Linked DNA regions of Homo sapiens: region 2 is linked to region 1. Evidence: chromatin contacts called from ENCODE Hi-C or POLR2A ChIA-PET data. All regions are on one chromosome and are shown on one strand. The core of a region is the stretch at or near the end of the contact, and the rest is flanking DNA. Distances in the headings are between cores, read along the strand shown. Region 1 holds the start of FANCD2 (FA complementation group D2). Region 2 overlaps IRAK2 (interleukin 1 receptor associated kinase 2).

Region 1 (4,853 bases), core at 1,468-3,967:
GCACTGTTTCTTTGCCTCTGGTTTGCTTGCTTTGATGTATTTTTCCTTTCACATCACTAACATAGCATGTGTCTAGATCATAATATTTTTTTTCCAAGAGAGGAAGAAAGACCATAAAGTTTTTTAAGGGTACAGACTATGTTATGTCTTTGTGTCTCAACACCTAAATGATGTATAGCAGAAAAAGTCTGTAACACTAATTCCTCTTATGGATGTGGAGACTGAGGTCCAGAGGCTGTGGTCATACTCAAAGTTATACGCAGAATTCGAGGCAAAAACTCAGTCCCAAATCTGATATTTCTCCCTTAATTCTGTGCACTCCATTCATTACACTTTGAAGATTCTCAGCACTTGAAAAGCAGGAACTTTATATCTCTCACATGCCTCACACATTGCTACAGGAAATAAAGCAACAAATGACTAGATACTTACTGGAGGCATCTTCTGTCAGGCTCTCTTTATCCTCAGATTTTGACAGTCTTCTTTTGGAAACCATTTTGACCAATGTCTTGTGCACTTAAATTACTTCCTAGAGCAAAATCGGGAAACAGAAGTTACCCTCTAGAAGATAAATTCTGAGAAGTTAAAGCTATTGTTCAAAGAAAACTGCTCTATCCAAAATCAGAGGGGCTCACATCTCCATATTAATGCTACCTAAACCTAGGTGCTAAGCAAATTTCAACTCTTACATCTAGCCAATACTACCTTCCTTTCAAGTCTTAGTTACCTCTTTAGGCAGACTACTTCGCTGTTGCTGAAGGATAAAACCCATCACTCTCCATCTGAGATTCAAGACCCTCCATTATCTATCCCCAACGTACCTGTCCTTTAATTCATGATTTCAATACTATATGTTAGGGACTGTGCTAGGTGCTGGGGTTACAACTGTGAACTAGACAGACATGATCCCTGTCCTCAGGGAATTTACAGTATGGTAACAAATAGCCTTAATGTACTGAACTACAGTTATGTAAGTGCTATAAAAGTACAGGTTCTATGAGGGCTTACTAGGAAATTTAGTCTAGTTGCTAGTAAGGGTGGTAAAGAGAAGCAAGGACCATTTCTTAGGGACAATCTCCTTGAATTTTTTTTTTTTTTTTTTTAGTAGAGACAGGGTTTCACCATGTCGGCTAGGCTGGTCTCAAACTCCTGACCTCAAGTGATCCACCCACCTCGGCCTCCCAAAGTGCTGGGATTACAGGTGTGAGCCGCCCGGCCTAAAGAAGTGATTTTTTTTTTTTTTTTTTTTGAGACGGAGTCTCACTCTGTCACCCAGGCTGGAGTGCAGTGGTGCAGCCTCGGCTCACTGCAAGCTCCACCTCCCGGGTTCACACCATTCTCCTGCCTCAGCTTCCCAAGTAGCTGGGACTACAGGCGCCCGCCACCACGCCCGGCTAATTTTTTGTATTTTTAGTAGAGACGGGGTTTCACCGTGTTACCCAGGATAGTCTTGATCTCATAACCTCATAATCCGCCCGCCTCGGACTCCCAAAGTGCTGGGATTACAGGCGTGAGCCAACCGCGCCCGGCCTGAAGAAGTGATTTTTAGGCAGGGACTTGAGGGCTGAAACAGCAGTTAGCCAGTAGAAGGGGTAGGAGAAGAGGAGTCCAGGCAAATAGATACTCATACTGAAACAAGGAGATGTGGAGTTAGAAATCAGACAGCAGAGGTGGGGGAAGTGCCTGAATCACATGACCTTTTAATCTTGTAAATCAGAACCTTCGTGGTCTCAGTGCCTTTGCACAAAGGTGTTCTTTTCATCTGAAGTGCTCTTATTTGCCTGGAAATTCCTACTCAGATCTAAACATTCAATCGAATGTCATCTTCCTTGAAAAGTGTTCCTCCTATCCCTAAGGGAGTTTGCTACTGCAGCTTCCCTGCTCCACAGGGTATACCTAGGGGCCCTTACCTCACACTAGACTGGGGCTCTTTGAGAGCAGGAACCCAGTCTCACTTACTCAATGTCCCTAATGCCCAGCATAGTTACCGGCATAAGGAAAATTTCTGAGAATATTCAGAGTGAAAAAAGCTCGCAGTGCAGGGGAAATGCTAAAAGCTAACAAGAACTGTTTCAAGTGCTTTATATTTAATAATTCATTTATTTCCCACAAAACTTTTTGAGGTGGGTACCATTATTCTCATCATCACGGGCAGAACTGGGATTCTAACTCGGAGTCTGGCTTCAGCACCTGCGCTCTTCACCACCTATACTTACTCTTGATGATTATAATGACTTCTAATAATGGTTAACATTTACGAGGTACCGGGCCCTGTGCTAAACTTTTTATTTATCGCCGCTTCGGTTAATACGGATAACCATTATCAGCCATCTTGCAGATGGAAAAACTAAGTCTTGTCAGCACGTCCGGCTTCCAGGCACCCGCCTTTAACACGTGCGATACCATCTGGCTTCCAGAAAAGCCCAACAGAAGTGAGATGAGGCCGACTGCCTGGATTAGTTCATCGGGAAGCGGGTGAGGGTAAAAGCCTTTCTCGTTTCCGCATTTTAATGACGCAGAAAGGTACCTGTGGGGATTATCCCATCTCAGGGCAGATGAGGAAGCCAAGGTTCGGGGCGCGGAGCCCCAGAGGAGAACGCCGACCGCGGCCCGGACTTAGAGATTAGGCCGCAGGGGAGCGGGGCCTCGAGAGACTACGACCATTGCTCCACTTACTCACCGAGAAGCCGTCGCCGCCCGTAGTTTTCGACTTTCCCGCCAGGCCCGACGCCGCTCTGACGCCACCGAGGCGCGCCATGACGTGACGCCAACTTCCGCGCCGGAAGTGGAAGGCCGGGCAGCCCAGCTGAAGGCAATAAGCTGGGCTCACCGCTGCAGCAGAGTTCTGTGCTAGCCGGGCATAGGGGCGAGAGAAGGCCCAGAGGCGACGTCAGAGAGAAGCAACTGCGCCCCGGTGAAGAGAAGCTCGCCCATCACCGGCTGGGAGCCAGCTTTCAGTGAAGATGGCAGGGCCAGAACTGTTGCTTGACTCCAACATCTGCCTCTGGGTGGTCCTACCCATCGTTATCACTCTTCGTAGACATGATCCGCCACTACGTGTCCATCCTGCTGGAGAGCGACAAGAAGCTCACCCAGGAACAAGTATCTGACAGGTCAGCGCCCTCCCTTCCCCAGCCTACCTCACACCGCCGTGACCTTGGACAAGAAAGTGCAGGCGTTGTGTCAGTTTGCCTAGGTTCACGTCTCGCCCCCACTGGCAAGGTGACCTTACCCGTTACCTCTGTGTTTCACTTTTGTCCTCTGTGAAATGGGGATAATAACAGTACCTCCCTCATAGACAGGTGGGAATCAAATTAGATGATGTCTGTAAATCCCTTAGCACAGGATCTAGGACGTATTGAGTGTTAAAAACAAAAAACAAAAACGGTGCTGTTAATCCTTTAGGTTAGTCGCCAACCCTCGGTGGGTTTACCTATGAACTATCCCATCCCACCCTTTCGTTGGGAAGAGTGCCTGGTGCTTTATAGCTTTTAGTATTTGTAACATCCAGTCAAGTGAGTGTGATAATCTGCATTCTACCAAATTACTGTTCCAATGGTTAGCTGAGATGCTAAGCACCAAAGCGCTTTGCAATCTGTAACACTGCTGTTAGACATGTAAGGAATTGTAATTATCATTTCCCTTCCTAGGGTGGAGGCAACTTCCTCACATACTTCATTGCAGTATTTATTTATTTATTTAATTTAACTTAATTTAATTTTTGAGACGGAGTTTCGCTCTTGTTGCACTAGATTAAGTATCTATTATTTTTCCGTTTGCATATTTTATCACTTGAACAGAAACTCTGAGCGCAGGGTCATGACCTTGCCTTACTCTATACCCCATAGCATGCAGCAGAGTGCAAGGCACATGGTAGGCCATCAAAAAACTTGTTCACAGCCAGGCGTGGTGGCTCTCACCTGTAATCTCAATACTTTGGGAGGCTGAGGTGGGAGGATCGCTTGAGCCCTGGAGTTCAAGACCAGCCTGGGCAACACAATGAGACCACTGTCTCTACAAAAAAATTTAAACATTAGCCAGGTGCAGTGGTGTGTGCCTGTAGTCCCAGCTACTCGGGAGGCTGAGGTGTGAGGATCACTTGAGCCCGGGAGTTCGAGGCTGAAGTGAGCCATGATCGCACCACTGCGATTGCAGCCTCAATCACTGCAGCCTCGACCTTTTTGGTCCAGCCTGGGTGACAAAGCAAGACCCTGTCTCCAGAAAAACAAACGAAAAAACACTTGTTCAGTCTACGATAATTCAAGACTTTTCCAGGCAGTGTAATCAAAAGAAATTCATCTAGCTCTCCTATATTTACGCTGCTGAATAGTTTTGTAGAAATGGAGTTGAATATCATGACCCTGAGGTATTTTAAGACCCTAAATAAGCAATCTTAAATTATCCTGTATTTTCTAAACACTCAATATCTGTGTTATCTGAAGTTTGCAAATTCCGCAAGAAATTTTTAATTTTGTATTTTTATTTTTGTGAATATCTAAAAATAAGTCCTTGTACTGTTATAAAGATAAAGCTTTGTAATTTGTAACTGAAAGACATCTATTTATTTTTGGCAGAGACAGGGTCTCACTATGTTGCCCAGTTGGTCTCAAATTCCTGGGCTCAAGGGATCCTCCCATCTCAGCCTCCCAAAGTGCTGGGATTATAAGTGTGAGCCACTGTACCAGGCCTAAATGACATTGTCTTAGAATAAAACTTTAAACTCGGTACCTCTCAAACCAGAGTTCCATATTCTTAAGAATCTATGTCTTCTCCTTTCCAAAAAGTCAGTAGTATATTCTTCAAGTTCGAGAACCATTTTTTACACACATTCTATCCCCAAACCTAGTCTAATA
Region 2 (4,853 bases), core at 1,534-4,033, 200 kb before region 1:
AGTAGGAAAAGGTGCCCCCTCTCAAACTGATGAGGAAGACTAGAGTTTGGATGAGATTTGAAACTCTGCAAAAGCCTTGGGTTCAATTTAAACCCCACTTCCACCACTGGTCTCACTGAGGGGCGTGAGACAAGTCACTTCAGCTTGCCCTCAGTTTTCTCAGCTGTAAATGGGAATGATAATACTGAATTCGTATGGTTGGACTGTCACAAGAAACAAGCAGGAGACTGCTGTGGTTAAGAACTCAAGATCCTGTAATCCCAGCACTTTGGGAGGCCGAGGCGGGCGGATCACGAGGTCAGGAGATTGAGACCATCCTGGCTAACACAGTGAAACCCCATCTCTACTAAAAATACAAAAAAATTAGCCAGGTGTGGTGGTGGGCGCCTGTAGTCCCAGCTGCTCGGGAGGCTGAGGCAGAAGAATGGCATGAACCCGGGAGGTGGAGCTTGTAGTGAGCCGAGATTGCACCACTGCACTGCAGCCTGGGCGACAGAGCAAGACTCCGTCTCAAAAACAAAAACAAAAAAAAAACTCATGATGTCGGCTCAGGGAGATCTGACTCAGAATTCCAGCTCTGACACTTGGTAATTCCAACTGAGATCCTAGGCCAAACTCAGAGCCAGCTTTCCTCATCTGCAGATGAATATAATGACTCTATCATGGAAAAATTGAGATGATTTAGGTAGATAATGTATGGAAAGTATTTAACACAAAGTCAGGCTAGGTTGTTATATTTTTATTCTTTTTTGAGAGAGGGTCTCACTCTGTCACCCAGGCTGGAGTGCAGTGGTGCAATCTTGGCTCACCGCAACCTCTGTCTCCTGGGTTCAAGCGATTCTCCTGCCTCAGCCTCCCAAGTAGCTGGGATTACAGGTGTGTGCCACTACGCTTGGCTAATTTTTGTATTTTTAGTAGAGACAGGGTTTCGCCATGTTGCCCAGGCTGGTCTCGAACTCCCAGCCTCAAGTGATCCGCCCGCCTTGGCCTCCTCCAAAGTGCTGGGATTAGAGGTGTGAGCCACCACACCCAGCCAGGTTGTTATATTTTTTAAATGACTGTGTATATCAGATCTTTGGCCTACAAAATGGAAATTGTTTTTATTATAGAAACTTGTTTAAAAGGGCTGAAATTAACTTTTATCAATTTGAGGAAAATCCCTAATGAATTGCCTGATATATAGAGAAGTGCTTTCTCTTTTATACAAGTGCTTTCTATAAACATTCCAAAATCTTTTTTTTTTTTTTTTTTTTGAGATGGAGTCTCGCTCTGTCACCCAGGCTGGAGTGCAGTGGCATAATCTTGGTTCACTGCAACCTCTGCCTCCCAGGTTCAAGTGATTCTCCTGCCTCAGCCTCCCGAGTAGCTGGGATTACAGGCACATGCGACCACACCTGGATAATGTTGGGGGTTTTTTGTAAGTTTTTTCTTTTCTTTTTTTTTAATAGAGACAGGGTTTCACCATGTTGGCCAGGCTGGTCTTGAACTCCTGGTCTCAAATGATCCACCCACATCAGTCTCCCAAAGGCTGTGATCACAGGCATGAGCCACCGCACCAAGCCCCAGATGCTATTATCATGAAAAAGCAATGGTTGGCTGGCAGGTGGGGATGGGAGGTTAAAGCTGCTTTGTGGGGATGCAAATGCAACCTTGTACCGGGCCTCATTTGCATGTGTAAAACTAGCTAGAATTGAGGTCGTTGCCCTCTCTACAGAGCTGTGAGGCCCAAATATACCTCCCAGCCAGATGTGACAAGTTCCCTTACCAGGTAAACCGGGCTTCGGTTGTTATCCATTGCAGGGATGCCCGTGAGGACCTCGGCCAACACCTGGAGAGAACAGAACGTGAGTTAGCATGGTTCAGACGCTCGTGCACACAGCCAGGCAGCAGATTCTGTCTTCTCTTCTCAGTTCTGAGCTCCAGGTGCAGCTCTGCCATTGCCAGCAGACACACCTGCCCAAAATCTGGAACATGGGAATATCACTAAACACCTCCTCCAATTAAAGATGCCACCAAGCTGCCAGTGGAAGGTTGTAATTAATTGATAGCCAGGCAGAGAAGATGGTTTTCAAAAATTCATGTGTGTGTGTGTTTATATGTATTACCATAAGATATATATAGGTATAGATAAATATAGATACACACACACGTATATATACACTATTTTTTAAAGATTGTTTCATTTAAAAATCCTTCAGCTGGCTGGGCACGGTGGATCATGCCTGTAATCCCAGCACTTTGGGAGGCTGAGGTGGGCGGATCACGTGGTCAGGAGATCGAGACCATCCTGGCTAACACAGCGAAACCCCGTCTCTACTAAAGATACAAAAAAATGAGCCAGGCGCGGTGGCGGGTGCCTGTAGTCCCAGGTGCTTGGGAGGCTGAGGCAGGAGAATGGCGTGAACCTGGGAGGTGGATCTTGCAGTGAACTGAGATCGCACCACTGCACTCCAGCCTGGGCGACAGAGCAAGACTCCGTCTCAAAAAAAAAAAAAAACACCAAAAAACCTTCAGCTATGGCAAGCAGGCATTGCTCTGTGAATCTCAGGGAAGGAAAGACTCTGCATGCAGGCAGGTATCTATTCTAGACAAATCTTGCAGCATCCATAGCATGTTTCACTCACAGGCCTTTACTAACATTATTTATTCATTAGCGCATCCACTCGCAGAAGGAGCACAACCCTGTATACGTGTAAGTCACCACAAAATTGGCAAACCATGATATATGTCTTCATAAACAGGAAACTGCTTTGAACAGGGTTTCTCAGTAGAGACAATGCTATGATGGCTAAGGGCTCTACAGTCAGGCCTGAGTTCAAATTCTGACTCTGTTCCTTATATGCTCAGGTGATCTTTAGGCAAGTAACTAAAACCTGAGCCTCAGTGTCCTCATCTGTTAAATGGGGACTAGCAGTTGTGAATATTAAAGGTGTGAAGACCCCACACTTAGTGTGGAACCTCTCTCCCACAGCATCTCTCAAAGCAAGTCAGAATAGGGTCACATTTATAGCCAAGAATCCCTCCAAGCCTGGAGGAAGGAAAGGATAAAGGTTTTAAACCACCCAGGATTAATAACAGACTGGCAGTGACCAGAAAAGGGCAGCAGAGGGCATCACTGCTGCAAGTGGGACAGGAGCCAATTGAAAAGGGACTCCTGACAGGTCCCTGCCAGGAAGGGACAGAACAAGGGGAAATGAATAAACAAAGACTTCCTGTGCCCCTTTCACAGAGCAGGCTCTGAGCCAAGTCCTTTATAGAGGTCACTGAGCACTCACCAAAAAACACTGAGCAATGCACTGTGATCCCCACAGGAGGAATCAAAGTTCAAAAGCGTTATCAGTCAACCAGAGGCAGGGCTGAGCAAAAGGGTGGCAGGAGCCAGGAGGCATTCAATGAATGAATGGATGGATGGGTGGTAGATGGATGGATGGATGGATGGATGGATGGATGGATGGATGGATGGATGGATGGGTATGTGGGTGGGAGGGTGGGTGCATGGGTGGATGAATAGATGGATAGGTGGGAGGGTGAATGGATGGATGAGGAAGTCATCTGTGACGCTAACACACCAGTTAGAAGGTCAAGAGTAAACAGATATCAGAAGGAGGGTGTAAAGGTGGGAATAACAATAACCACAGTCATCATAATATTCTTGGTAGGTGCAGGGTGCAGGGTGCCATGCTCACCTGCTTATATACATTATCCCATTCATCTCCATGTGTATCGTTAGCCCCATCTTACAGAAGGCTTAACTGAGGCCCAGAGACAGAAGTGCTAGGTGTAAGTCACACAGCTGAAAGTAACTGAGCCGGGCCTAGGGGTTCTATCCCCCTGGTTCTTTTTTTTCTTTTTTTTTTTTTTTGAGACAGAATCTTGCTCTGTTGCCCAGGCTGGAGTGCAATGGCGCGATCTCGGCTTACTGCAACCTCTGCCTCCCAGGTTCAAGTGATTCTCCTGACTCAGCCTCCCAGGTAGCTGCGATTACAGGCACATGCCACCACACTCAGCTAATTTTTGTATTTTTAGTAGAGCCGGGGTTTCACCATGTTGGCCAGGTTGGTCTTGAACTCCTGACCTCAGGTGATCTGCCCACATCGGCCTCCCAAAGTACTGAGATTTTAGGCATGTGCCACCACTCCCTGCCCATCCCCCTGGTTCTTAAAGGAGAAGGAGCCTGGACTAGCCCTGCTGAGCTTCACTGAACAACTTGCAGTGGGGCTGAGGGAGGCAGAGGAACCAGCTGGGAGACACGGAGGTGCAGAATCTGGGGTTCTGGCTGAGGGCAGAGGTGACTCAGGGCCACGGTTCTGGTAGCAGAGGTAGACAGACAGGAGACTGTGGTCAGAGAGAGGAAGTACAGAGTTCAAGGCTAGAGAAGAAAAGAGGGTGAGGCCCAAGGGGCAGCTGTATGCACTTGGCTGAAGCCAACCTGACTGTTACTCTTCTCAGCCAGCATTTCCCAGACTGGGTTCCATGGAACACTGACAAGGACAGATATTCTGAGAACACAAGGTTCCATAGTCAAATGAGCTTGGGAAACACTGCATACCCCTCTCTGGTGAATTCACAAGTACCAGATTAAAGGCTCACTACCATTCAACCAGCTTGAATTAATCTTGTGGTAAAGAAACCTGCTTGACTTTGCCTAATGCAATATTTCCAAGCCTGTCAGGGCACAAACCCTTTTAACACATCAATCCTAGAGGTCCGAAGGAACTGGAGTTCTACAGAAATATACTTTGGAGACTGCTACATGCAGACCATGAGCTCCTGAGGGGAGGGACTGTGTTTTTGTTACATTCATATTCCTAGTGCCTGGCACGACATAATGGCAGACAAGGATGGTGGTGGTG

What was found. A loop is a pair of places that touch in the nucleus more often than their neighbours do. ChIA-PET counts read pairs that join two places held with the same protein, here RNA polymerase II (POLR2A). Pooled maps may share reads with other maps.
Region 2: a map of CD8-positive, alpha-beta T cell shows a loop between it and region 1 (18-fold over the local background). The contact joins the enhancer-like site here to the promoter of FANCD2 in region 1. A Hi-C loop is called at or near these places in 19 of 168 maps with a recorded cell type or tissue (CD4-positive, alpha-beta T cell, CD4-positive, alpha-beta memory T cell, CD8-positive, alpha-beta T cell and 16 more), 20 of 37 single-sample maps with no recorded cell type and 32 of 50 pooled maps. POLR2A ChIA-PET finds 5 or more read pairs at or near these places in 7 of 52 experiments (B cell, CD8-positive, alpha-beta memory T cell, HepG2 and 4 more).

What each region holds. Positions count from the first base shown.
Region 1 is chr3:10,024,301-10,029,153 of GRCh38, reverse strand. FANCD2 (FA complementation group D2) reads right to left here and starts at 2,717. Exons shown (of 44, transcript NM_001018115.3): 1 at 2,681-2,717; 2 at 433-529. The coding sequence starts at 496. It also overlaps the pseudogene CIDECP1. RefSeq lists enhancers at 1,984-2,618, 2,619-3,254, 3,890-4,526.
Region 2 is chr3:10,223,346-10,228,198 of GRCh38, reverse strand. IRAK2 (interleukin 1 receptor associated kinase 2) reads right to left here. Exons shown (of 13, transcript NM_001570.4): 10 at 1,766-1,828. Among named protein-coding and RNA genes, the nearest start is that of TATDN2, 23 kb to the left of the region's middle. RefSeq lists a silencer at 1,480-1,774 and enhancers at 1,888-1,937, 2,113-2,895. Within about 2 kb of position 2,783, at least 13 of the 41 ENCODE cell types and tissues checked have a DNase peak (open chromatin) inside an H3K27ac peak, as active enhancers do; they include CD4-positive, alpha-beta T cell, CD8-positive, alpha-beta T cell, GM12878 and 6 more, where a contact is called at or near this core.